Linked DNA regions of Homo sapiens: region 1 is linked to region 2. The links are chromatin loops, found by intact Hi-C in ENCODE. Cell type or tissue: psoas muscle. All regions are shown on one strand. Links, peaks and the distances in the headings refer to the core of each region. The heading gives the core; the rest is flanking DNA.

Region 1 (5,367 bases), core at 86-5,085, 170 kb before region 2:
ATTTGCCGACAAGTAGAGAATACGCCATATTCACACTGAGATATATCCACCGGGGATTATGCTAGAGAGCCTTTAAAACATTTGTAAAAATATCAAACCTGGGCCCTTCCAAAACATATAATTAGGAATTCAGTGTGGTTTTTTCCTCCCTGATAATTTAAGTATTTTACCTGCTTTACCCTCTTGCTATGGGTTTAAGCCATGTGTACTGAAGTCATTTCTGCTAAGGAAAGTTTTAAAAGGGAGGTTGTGAAAATCCTTTCTGAGCACAATTAAGATGTCAAATCCAACACATATTTTTGTATTTGGGCTCAAAAGATGAGGACAGAGGTGTCTCCAAATATTTTCCCAATTTTCCTAAAACAAGGCAAACAGTAAGAAATGAATACTATGTATGGTATTTAAGACCCAACTCGGAGCCTTCAAACCCCTACATTTTCTAAGGATTTGGAATTCTTTTCAGGAATCAATTTAAAATGATTCATAATTCAACTGAAAACAATTGAGGGCTTAGATAGATGCTCGCATTTCCAGCTTTTTATTGCTGCTCTTAGTGTTTCTGAGATGACAGTTTTCCTTTCATAGAACCAGCTTAAAATTAGAAAAATCAAACACCCATTAGAGAAAGCAGATTTACTCTGCTATTAATTGATATAGAGATGTAAAACTTCCATCACCTGGGCAGAAGCCTAGCGCATCCCTGCAGACAGTTGCAGTGGCTAGAACCTGGGGGGTCAGCAGCCCACTCACTGGGCCTGAGCTGGAGCTGTCAGCCTTTGGGAGCCAAGCCTCGAATTTTCAGCACTAAGACATGCGGCTCTGGGGGAGCTGCATCTGTAACAACATCTGCACGCCAGTCTTCAGGCGTGTTACTGTCTTCCCATTTTATTTTTAAAAACATGAACAACTTTGAAAGTTGAACTCCCCACCCTGAGCTGGCTTCTCTCTTCCCTATGGGACAGGAGGCAAAGTAGCACACCCTATGTAGCAACCAGGAAATGATTCTCGGGAATGCAGATGCTGTGGCTGCGGGTATGAGATGCGGAGAGAAGGGGCACTGAGGACCCAGGATTGTCTCCCTACAGAGGCGGGAGGCAGGCTAGGTGAGGGCGGGGAGCGGGGGAGGGGGTGGGGAGGACTGTGAATCTGCTGAAATATGACCCCGCGGTTTTAACTTTAAATAAGCATTTCTGTCCTAGTGGAAGCCCCTCTAATGTCTCCTGCAGCTTTGATTTTGGAACACGTCACATTCCTCATTAAAGCAATCACTGTTAAAACATAAAGCAACACAGGATTTATTTCTTCATTAAACTGATGATCCGTATATGAAGCCAATTAACATTATGAGTCTGGTGAACATCAAGTGTAAAGAGGTTAGAGAAAATTAAAAGCAGTCACCTTGGTCTTTAGATAAAGAAAGTACACTTTTAGGTTGTAAATTATCAGAGTGTCCAAGCGAGACAGATCGGCGAATTTGGTTAATTGGAAAATACATTTTACCGCACAAAAATTAAGGAAAAATAACCTTTTCGTTACTAACGCCCTTTTTTAGGGGGAGGGGGACCGTAGCGAACACCTATTAGTCACCTTCTCCCGGGTGTCGAGACATTCGGAAAAAAAGGGGGCTGGCGTCATCAAAGTTTGGTGCAGCCTTTCGTTTCTAAGGTTGTTTGGTTGTTTGTTTACTCGCTGTTTTGCCAACGGGAAGGAGCCCAGCCTAGCGGCTCCGGGAGAGGAGCGCCGGGCGAGGCGAGGCCGAGGGTCCCAAGCCGGCTTAGAGCCCCCGCGAGGTGGGTGTGTTGAGGGAGCTCGGCTGGTTATCTAGTCAGTGAGGCGGCCGGACTCTCCTCGGGGGCCGCGAGATGGTTTCCGGCTGCAGCGGCCGGGTAGGAGCGGCGCGTGGTACTGCGGAGAAGGGAGTTTTGTCTCTGTTGCCAGCGCTGAGCGCATGTCCGGAGTAACTTTCGCAGGTTTGGACTGGGAGAGGATTGGGGTCGGTCCCCGGACGCCTGGGGTCCGGCCGGGCGGATCCCACCCCTGAGCAGCGAGGGGCCCCGGCTGGGCCCCCGGTACGGCTTCTTTCTCCGCAGCAGCCGGGGGTGGGTGGGGGTGCGGAAACCGGCGCCGCTGTCCAGGGTTCTGACCTGCCGGGTTGCTCGGCGAGCGCGCCGTCCTCAGACCGCGCAGGTCTGAGCCTGTCTCATCCGCGCCGGATGAGCCTGTCTCGTCCCGGGGTCATCTCTGGGCCTTAATAGGAACTTGCCTCGGTCGATGTCAGGGATGGGGAACTGAGACTGGCGTTTGGACCTCATTGGTTTCTGGGGCCAACACTGCACCCCGGGCTGGGCTGCTGCCGCTGAGGGTTCCCGCACACACCCCCAGGTGCGCCTGAGCATCTTGGCCGAGGCGGCCCAGAAGCTGTCCGCACCTCACTTCACGGCCACCGGGTTCCCAAAGCGCACAGGCAGGGAACTGCTGCCTAGGGCAGGAGGGAACCCGAGGGGACTTTCGGCAGACCTAGGCGGCAAGAGGAGCCTCGGGCTCTTGTCAAGAGCTCCAGAGAGCAGGGGCCCTCTGAGGGAGACAGGGAGAGAGACAGCGCGCGCGAGCCAGTCTCTTGACCTGGGCTAAGGGAGGATCAGCTCTAGGGGCTCCCAGCCCTCTTGGCATGACGTAGGAAAGGCCCTCGGCTGCCCTGCCGGCCCCTGCCTGCCACCTCACCCGCCTTCGGGACCTGCTAGCCGCTCCTCCCGGGCCGGCTGCCTGGACTCTCGGAGTCGGTGGCCCTGGCGGAAATGGCGCCCCGAGCTCTCTCCGCTCTGAAACGAGCGGAAGTTTCCTGTGATTCTTTCCCCGAGGCAGAGCAGACTCTGCTCTGGAGCGACTGAGCCCAGGAAGGGCCGCTTCACTGGAATAGATCCTGACTTGCCTCGACCGGAGCGGGACTGGTCTTCCTCCCGGCTGTTTTCGGAGGGGCGTCAACGGCGGCCGGGACCCAGCGCTCTGTCCTGCAGCTCGATGCTCCTTGCCCAGCGCTGGTGTCCAGCGGCGGGCCTGCCAGGCCTTTTGTTTCCAAAGCGCTGCGTCTTTAAGATCAAGGCTGTATCCCGGGCCGTGCAGGGACCCGACCCACCACCTCGCCAAGGCTCCCTAACGCAGCATTAGAATGTTTATAAAATATTCAATTTATGTAGTCTGTCCAAGAAGCCATCGTCCCAAAATAAAATCAGCAGTCTAGACGGAGCACAGACACCAGAACTTATCAACAGTTGTCTGACTTGCATCTTCTGATGCATCTTGAGTGGGTCATAATACCAACTTTATTTTCAGTGGTGCATAAATTAATTACACGCATTTAATAACCAAAATATCATTATATTCCCCCTTTAATATCATAAAGGCTTTCCGCCAGGGAAGCACTTAATAGTGCAGGGGGCCGTAACGGGCTATTATCCTGGTGTAATGCTATTACAGAACCAATTATGCGCCATTAGACTTGCTTTTTTTGCAGTTTATGTGATTTGATCCAATCCCGCGCCCCTGACTTGAAAATTTCAGCCCGGTACTTTAGAGTTTAATTTTCACCCAGGCAGAGAGAAGGGCGGTCTCTCTCCGTTGAGTGTCTGCCTCGGATGCATTTTAAAAGTAATTGCAAAGGGTCCCACCGCATATCATTTGCATCGAGAAGCGAACATAAATTCAGGGACCCCTTGCTGAGAACAAAATCAAACTTTCCTTTTGTACGATCGTTTGGAAAGGGAAGCCGTGTGCAAAGAGTCCCCCCAAAACCCATCCGGCGGCGACAATTAGCAGCGCTTTGCCAATTTGCAGCCCGGGAGTCACCAGGCCTTTGATAAGGGCAGCCCAAACCAGGCTCTCTCGGAGAAAGGTTTGCCTCTGAGGGGACATGAGGTGGGGGGTGGGGCCTAGTGTGTTTTCGGAAAATGTATGTTTTTGGGGGTGATGGTGGTGGTGGTTGTATCGTTCTCTTTTAAAAGAGGAAAAAGCATTCCTGATGTTTGCTGAGAAATGACGGATTTTTTTTTTAACACCACGTGGGCCATTTGTAAGGCCCAATAGACCTATCCAAGTTACTCGCTGTAGACAGCGCTGGAAATAATCAGATTAAGGCCAATTATGCGTGAGATTATAAAGGCGAGTGCTGAGCGGCGGCGCGCGCTGCAGACAGACAGCAAGACATCTGGCCACTTCCCGAGTCACTTCTTTGGTCCTGCGGGCGCCAGCCGCGCCGAGCCCCGCCCGCCGCCAGCCGAGCAGGGCTTGCGGATCGGAGGCGGTCACGCTCCGACCTCCTCGACCGCCGCCCGCCGAGGTATGCTCGGCTCCTGACCCACTCGCCGGGCCCCGAGCGCCGGGCCTTGGGGCTCGGCTGCCTTCCTGGCCTGAGCTGCAGCTCGCAGATGGCCTTGCGCGCTAGCCGGACCTGGCTGCGGTGGCCCGGGTGCAGGGCTTCTGGCTGGGACCCCAGAGAGCCAGAAACTACGCTGCGGGGTTTGGTGCTGGGGCCAGGGTGAGGGCACGGCCGTCCGGGAGGTGGACACACCCGAAGGACTGCCCTGTGGGGTTGCTGCTTGCGACGGGGCTGCCGCCTTCCCTCCTGTCCCCCGCAGTGAGATGAGGGCGTTGGGAGGGACTTTCCAGGAGGGGAGCGCCGGGTGCGCCCTAGGGCTGGGCGGGAGCGCTGGCAGAGGGAGACTTGAAGCTCTATCGCTGTTTGCTTTGCAGCCAGGCAGGAGCAACGCGCGCGGGTCCGTTCTGCTGCCACCCTCCCAGGTCTCGGCCGTCCAGCCGATCTGACAGCCGGCGATGTTTTATTTCCACTGCCCGCCACAGCTAGAGGGTAAGTAAGCGCTGCGCCCCAGGGTCTCCATGAAGCCAGAGCCGGCCAGAAAGGGCCGGAGCGGCAGCAGGGCTGGTGGGTGGCTGGGTCCCCGCCCTGCGGGGGGCGCAGCCGCCTGCCGGTGAGTAGGGGCCTCCCTGGACCCCTCCCTACACCCCACTCCAGGCCCGCTCCAGCTCCCCGCCCCGTCGCCACCTGCCTCCCAGCTCCCTCCCCGCCTGGGCCAGGACGCCCCGGGCTAGGCGTGCCGCGGGGACCGGCCGAATCCTCCCAGCACAGATGCTGGTGTCACGCCTCTAATTGGGGCTCCGCAACCCAGGGGGCCGCATCAATCTTTCACGGTGCTTCTGCAAACATCCCAGAAAGCAAAGGCGAGTGGACCCGCCGCGTCCTGGCCCAGATCACGAGCTGCACGAGCCTACAAGGGCCCGTCGCTGGGCTGCTCTCACTGGGGCCGCTGGCGAGAACACTGCAGGGGCCTCTTCCGCCCTGGATTCTGGGCAGCT
Region 2 (5,367 bases), core at 106-5,105:
TCACCCCAGGGCTCTCTCTTTGCCTTGTTGAATGTGCCCGTGTAGCCTGACCACGTCCATGCAGCTTAGAGACCCAGCAGTGCCCCCAAGAGGGTTTGGATTCTGAGGCCTGCCCTGGGCCCCAGATCTCCACCCCAAACCAGCACCTGTGCTCTGTACCCTGCACACTTGGCCCAGGATGGCTGCTCTGAGGATTTATGCCACAGACCCACAATGTTGGCTACTTTCCTGCTGTCTTGTGGGACATACAGGGCAGATTTCCAATCCACCACGACAGTTCTCACAGAGGAAACCAAGAGCCTTTCTTGCCAAACTCTATATTCCTCTAAGTGGCGAAGTTAAACCAACAGCATCGAAATGACCAGGGAGCTGTAGGAAAATATGCCTGTATGCTCAGAGACCTCGGGAGCTGTAACCCCGCTGGGGGACACTCAGACACCAGGACAGTCCATCAGATCTGAGCCCTGAGGCAGCCCCATCTGAGTGTGCGCTCCTCACATGCACTGGTTCCAACACCATCCTGTTCTGGCTCCTCCCATTTTTTCTGAGGAGGTCTGGGCCATCCTGAGCCCTGTTCCACTAGCAGGTTCAGGAACTCCAGGACCAATGTGTTTTTCAACAAAAGTGTGACAGGAACCCCTGCTCCCCCATTGACCCCTCTAGCCTCTAGCAAATTCCCTTCTCTCCTGTTTCACAGGCAGCTTCTTGTGAGGGTTGTGGACTTCCCCGTCATCCCCACTCTCCTTCCACCTGCTCTCTAGCTCACTGAAGTCTTCCATCTCCCCATCCCACTGAACCTGTTCTCACCAAGGAAAAAAATCCCCAGGTGGAACTGCTTCAATGGTCAGGGGACACATTTCAACCTTGTGCTACTTGACTTCTCTGCTGCATTCAACACTCACTGGGCAGCCCTCGCTTCTTGCTTTCCAAGGCACCTTCTCCCAATTCTCCTCCAACCTCCTGGACCATCCCATCTCAGTCACCTCTGTTGGCCTCTTGCCAGCCTTATTTCTGAATGTTGGTCTTCAGGCCATCTCCTTGCCCCATCTTTGCTTTTTGCGCTTTTAGGCAACCCATCCAACATCTTCCCTTTGATGCTCTGATACCCCTGGAATTGTTGCTGCGAAACTAGAGCTTTCTCCTAAGTTCTGCCTGGGGATCCCACATCACAGAGGGCGAAGGCTCAGGACAAAGAGAATGGCCACACCTCCTTCTTTTCCTGTGTTTCCATTCAAAATAAATGGCCTCACCATCTTCCACTCACTCAAGCCAGTGCCCACTCCCCCTCCTTCATGCCCTGCATTCAACCCCTTCCTCACCTTTCTTGTTATCGCACCAAAGGTCAGGCCTTACCCTCTCGACTGCACCTGCAGTACCTCATCACCTGCAAAGTAGCCTCACTCTATTGCACAGGGACTCTCTCTTTCTCTCTACATATATTTTCTATATATTTTTGAAAATAAATATTTCAATGCTAGGCATTTCACCCTAAATACTCTGCAAGGTCTCTTCTAAGAATAAGAGTGGGGCAGTCTCTTGCAGTGGAAAAGGACTGGGATTGATAGAAAGGCCTGGACCCACAGCCGACCTGGGCCAGTTGCTGAGCCCCTGTTGACTTCCTTTGCAGAGTGGGGCTCTGTGCATTTCTCTGACCCACAGAGTGCTGCGGGGCTCTGTTGTTAATGTGCCTGATCCATTGGAGCTGGTCACACTGGAGCTGTAGGCTTCTAGTTCAAGCCCCACCAACTTTCTTTTGCAGCTTGCAGGGGGAAGGCAGAAAACCAGCCGGGGGCAATGGCCAGCACTGAAAAGGAGAAAAAGGGAGGCCTTGTTAGTTTAAGTAATGTGTCCAGAAGATAAATCTTGTGAGAAGGTCTGTGTATGGTTATGCATGTTTGGAAATGTTTTGGGTGTCATGTTGGCTTGGTAGGAATAGAATGTCATGATACAGCAGAAACCGGTGGATTTCCACAAACACATCACAATCAGCAGGAAGAGAGTGTCTTGGTCAGCAGGACAGCAGGAGATGCAGGGCTGATAAAGAGGAAGAGCTCCCAGGCTTTCCCCACTTCAGAGAGGGAGGCCTGGGTGGAGCTGGGAGCAGTGGTGCTGGAGACAGAGTGGGCTCTCTTGGGGAGGGCTCGGGCATGGACTGAAGTGACACTGAGCCTGTCAGCTAAAGATGGCCCTGAGCTGTCCCTTGGCCACTGTCTGTGAGTCATTGAGTAACGTGAGTACATGTGGCCCGGCCCGCAGTCTCGTCTGCATGGAAGGAGACCTGGTTGGAAGCTGCGGTGCTCATTTCCTGGAGGCTCCTCTGAGCTAACTCCTGCTGGCTCCAGGGCAGCCTGTGTCCGACCACCCCTTGCCCACCCTCTTAGCACCGAGCTCCTAGGTCCAGCACATTTTGCTTGTTACCCTTCGATTTACATATCTGACAGTCACAACATCTACTTGAGAACTATTTTAGGAGCCCTCTGGTGTTATCAGGAAGCAGCAGTAACATAGCGGAGCTGCCGGGAATTTTTCCCTGGTGTTTGTATAGGAGCCCACCTAGGGAGCATTTCAACAATCAGTGGGGCTCTCTTCTTGCTGATGATATCATGGTCCCATGAGACCATAACCCCCAGAATGGGAAGCTGCCAAATCAGTAGGCCACCACTTTTCGATTTGGTGCTCAAAGATTTTTGGCCAGAGGAACCTTATCAAGTAGAGATGGTCCCTAATTTAAGATGATTTGATGTAAGATTTTTTGACTTTATGATGGTGCAAAAGCCATATGTATTCAGTAGAAACAGTACCTTGAATTTTGAGTTTTGATCTTTTCCTAGGCTAGTGATATGCAGTATGATACTTTTACATGAGATATTCAACACTTTATCGTAAAATAGGTTTTTTGTGTTAGATGATTTTGCCCAACCATGGGCTAATGTAAGTGTTCTGAGCACGTTCAACTAGGCTAGGCTGGACTGTGATGTACAGTAGGTTAGGTGAATTAAATACATTTTTTTTGAGACAGAGTCTCACTGTGTTGCCAAGCCTGGAGTGCAGTGGTGTGATCATGGCCCACTGCAGCCTTGTCCTCCCAGGTTCAAGAGATTCTTGTGCCTCACCCTCCAAAGTAGCTGGGATTACAGGCATGTGCCACCATTCTCGGCTTATTTTTGTAATTTTTAGTAGAGATGAAGTTTCGTCAAGTTGGCCAGGCTGGTCGTGAACTCCTGGCCTCAAGTGATCCATCTGCCTTGGCCTCCCAAAGTGCTGGGATTACAGATATGCACTACCACACCCAGCCTAAAGGCATTTTTGACTTACAATATTTTTTAACTTAGATGGTTTTATTGAGATGCAACTCCATCATAAATTGAGGAACATCTGTATCACATTGTTAGAGTAATATTTTCTTGGCCACAGATGCCAGCACCATGCTTCCTGTACAACCTATAGAACTGTGAGCCAACTAAATTTCTTTTCTTTATAAATTACCCAGCCTCAGATATTTCTTTTGAGCAATGTAAGAATGCAAGAATGAACTAACACAGAAAACTGGTACCAAGGAGTGGGGCATTGCTATAATGATACCTGAGAAAGTGGAAGTGGCTTTGGAACTGGTTAATGAGCAGAGATTGGAAGAGTTTGGAAGGCCCAGAATAAGTCAGGAAGATGAGGGAAAGTTTGGGATTTCTTAGAAACTGGCTACATGGTTGTGACCAAAATGCTGATAATGATATGGGGAGTGAAGTTCAGGCTGAGGAGGTCTTAGATGAAAATGAGAAAGTTATTGGGAACTGGAGTAAAAGTCATCCCTGTAATGCCTTAGCAAAGAGCTTGGCTGCATTGTGTTCATGTCTAGGGATCTGTGGAAGTTGGAACTTAAGAGTGATGACTTAGGGTATCTGGTGGAAGAAATCTCTAAGCCCCAAAACATTCAAGATGTGGCCTGGCTACTTCTAATAGCATATGATCAGATATAGGAGCAAAGGAATGGCTTACAGTTGTAACTTGTATTTGAAAGGGAAGCAGAGTATAAAAGTTTGGAAAATTTGCAGCCTGGCCCTGTGGTAGAGAAGGAATCCAAGCAGCCTTTGGAGTAACCACTTGCTAGAGAGATGTGTACAACTAAGAGGGAGCCAAGTGCTAACATCCAAGACAATGGGAAAAAGGCCTCAAAGGCATTTCAGAGATCTTAGAGACAGCCTCCAATCCCAGGCCCTGAGGCCTAGGAGGAAAGAATGGTTTCAAGGGCCAGGCCCAGGCCCCCATTGCCATGAGCAGTCTTGGGACACTGCTCCCCACATCCCAGCCACCCTGTCTCCAGCCTCAGTTCAAAGGGGTCCAGGTACAGCTCAGACTGCTGCTCCAGAGGGCACAAACCACAAACTTTGGCAGCTTTCATGTGGTGTTAAGCCTGCAGGTGTGCAGAAAGCAAGAATGAAGGAGGCTTGGCAGCTTCCCCCTAGATTTCAGAGTACTTATGGGAAAGCCTGGGTGCCCAGGCAGAAGCCTACCACAGGGGCAGAGCCCCCACAAAGATACTCTACTAGGGCAATGCCAAGGGAAAATGTGAGGTTGGAGCCCGAACAAAGTCCCCACCAGGGCACTGCCTAGTGGAGCTGTGGGAAGGGGGCTGCTGCTCTCCAGAGCTGAGAATGTTAGAGCCACCAGCAGCTTGCACCCTAAGCCTGGAAAAGCTGCAGGCACTCAACTCAAACCCATGAGAGCAGTTACAGTCACTTGGACTGTGCCCAGGGAAGCTATAGGGGCAGGGCTTCCCAAGGCCTTAGGAGCCCACCGCTTGCACCAGTGTGCCCAGGATATGGGATATGGAGTCAAGGGTTATTTTGGGACTTTAAGGTTTTACGTCTGCCCTGCTGAGTTTTGGAATTACATGGGGCCTCTTGCCCCTTCCTTTAGGCCAGTTTCTCTCTTTTGGTATGGGAATGTTTACTCAGTGCCTGTACCACTATTGTATCTTGAAAGTAAATAATTTGTTTTGATTTTACAGGCTCATAGGTGGAAGGAGCTGAGTCTCAGATAAGACTTTTGACTTTGGATTTTGATAAGTTAAGACTTTTAAGGACAATTAGGAAGGGACGATTGTATTTTGCAATACGAGAAGGACATGAAATTTGGGAGGCCAGAGGTGGAATGATATAGTTTGGATATTTGTCCCCTCCACATCTCATGTTGAAATATAATCCCCAGTGTTAGAAGTGGGGCATGGTGGGAGGTGTTGGATTAAGGAGCCATTCATGGATTAAGCCCTCATGAATGGCTTAGTACCATGCCTTTGGTAATGAGTGAGTTCTCACTCTGAGTTCATGCGACATCTGGTTGTTTAAAAGAGCATTGCACCTCCCTGGTCCT

What was found. A loop is a pair of places that touch in the nucleus more often than their neighbours do. Peaks named below come from ENCODE experiments on the same cell type or tissue, not always from the same donor. Only the 100,000 strongest peaks of a DNase experiment are listed, where the experiment ranks them.
Region 1: a loop joins it to region 2, with 2.0 times the contacts of the local background. A loop is called at or near these places in 3 of 110 quality-filtered maps.

The regions. Positions count from the first base shown.
Region 1 is chr10:49,394,901-49,400,267 of GRCh38, reverse strand. DRGX (dorsal root ganglia homeobox) reads left to right here and starts at 4,179. Exons shown (of 7, transcript NM_001276451.2): 1 at 4,179-4,333; 2 at 4,747-4,861. The coding sequence starts at 4,828. RefSeq lists a silencer at 2,005-2,164. In psoas muscle, for the core only: no CTCF peak of the experiment used is centred there; DNase peaks (open chromatin) are centred at 2,137 and 4,994; H3K4me3 peaks cover 1,354 bases; H3K27me3 peaks cover 5,000 bases.
Region 2 is chr10:49,222,406-49,227,772 of GRCh38, reverse strand. No RefSeq gene overlaps it. Among named protein-coding and RNA genes, the nearest start is that of TMEM273, 37 kb to the right of the region's middle. In psoas muscle, for the core only: no CTCF peak of the experiment used is centred there; a DNase peak (open chromatin) is centred at 2,242; H3K27ac peaks cover 811 bases.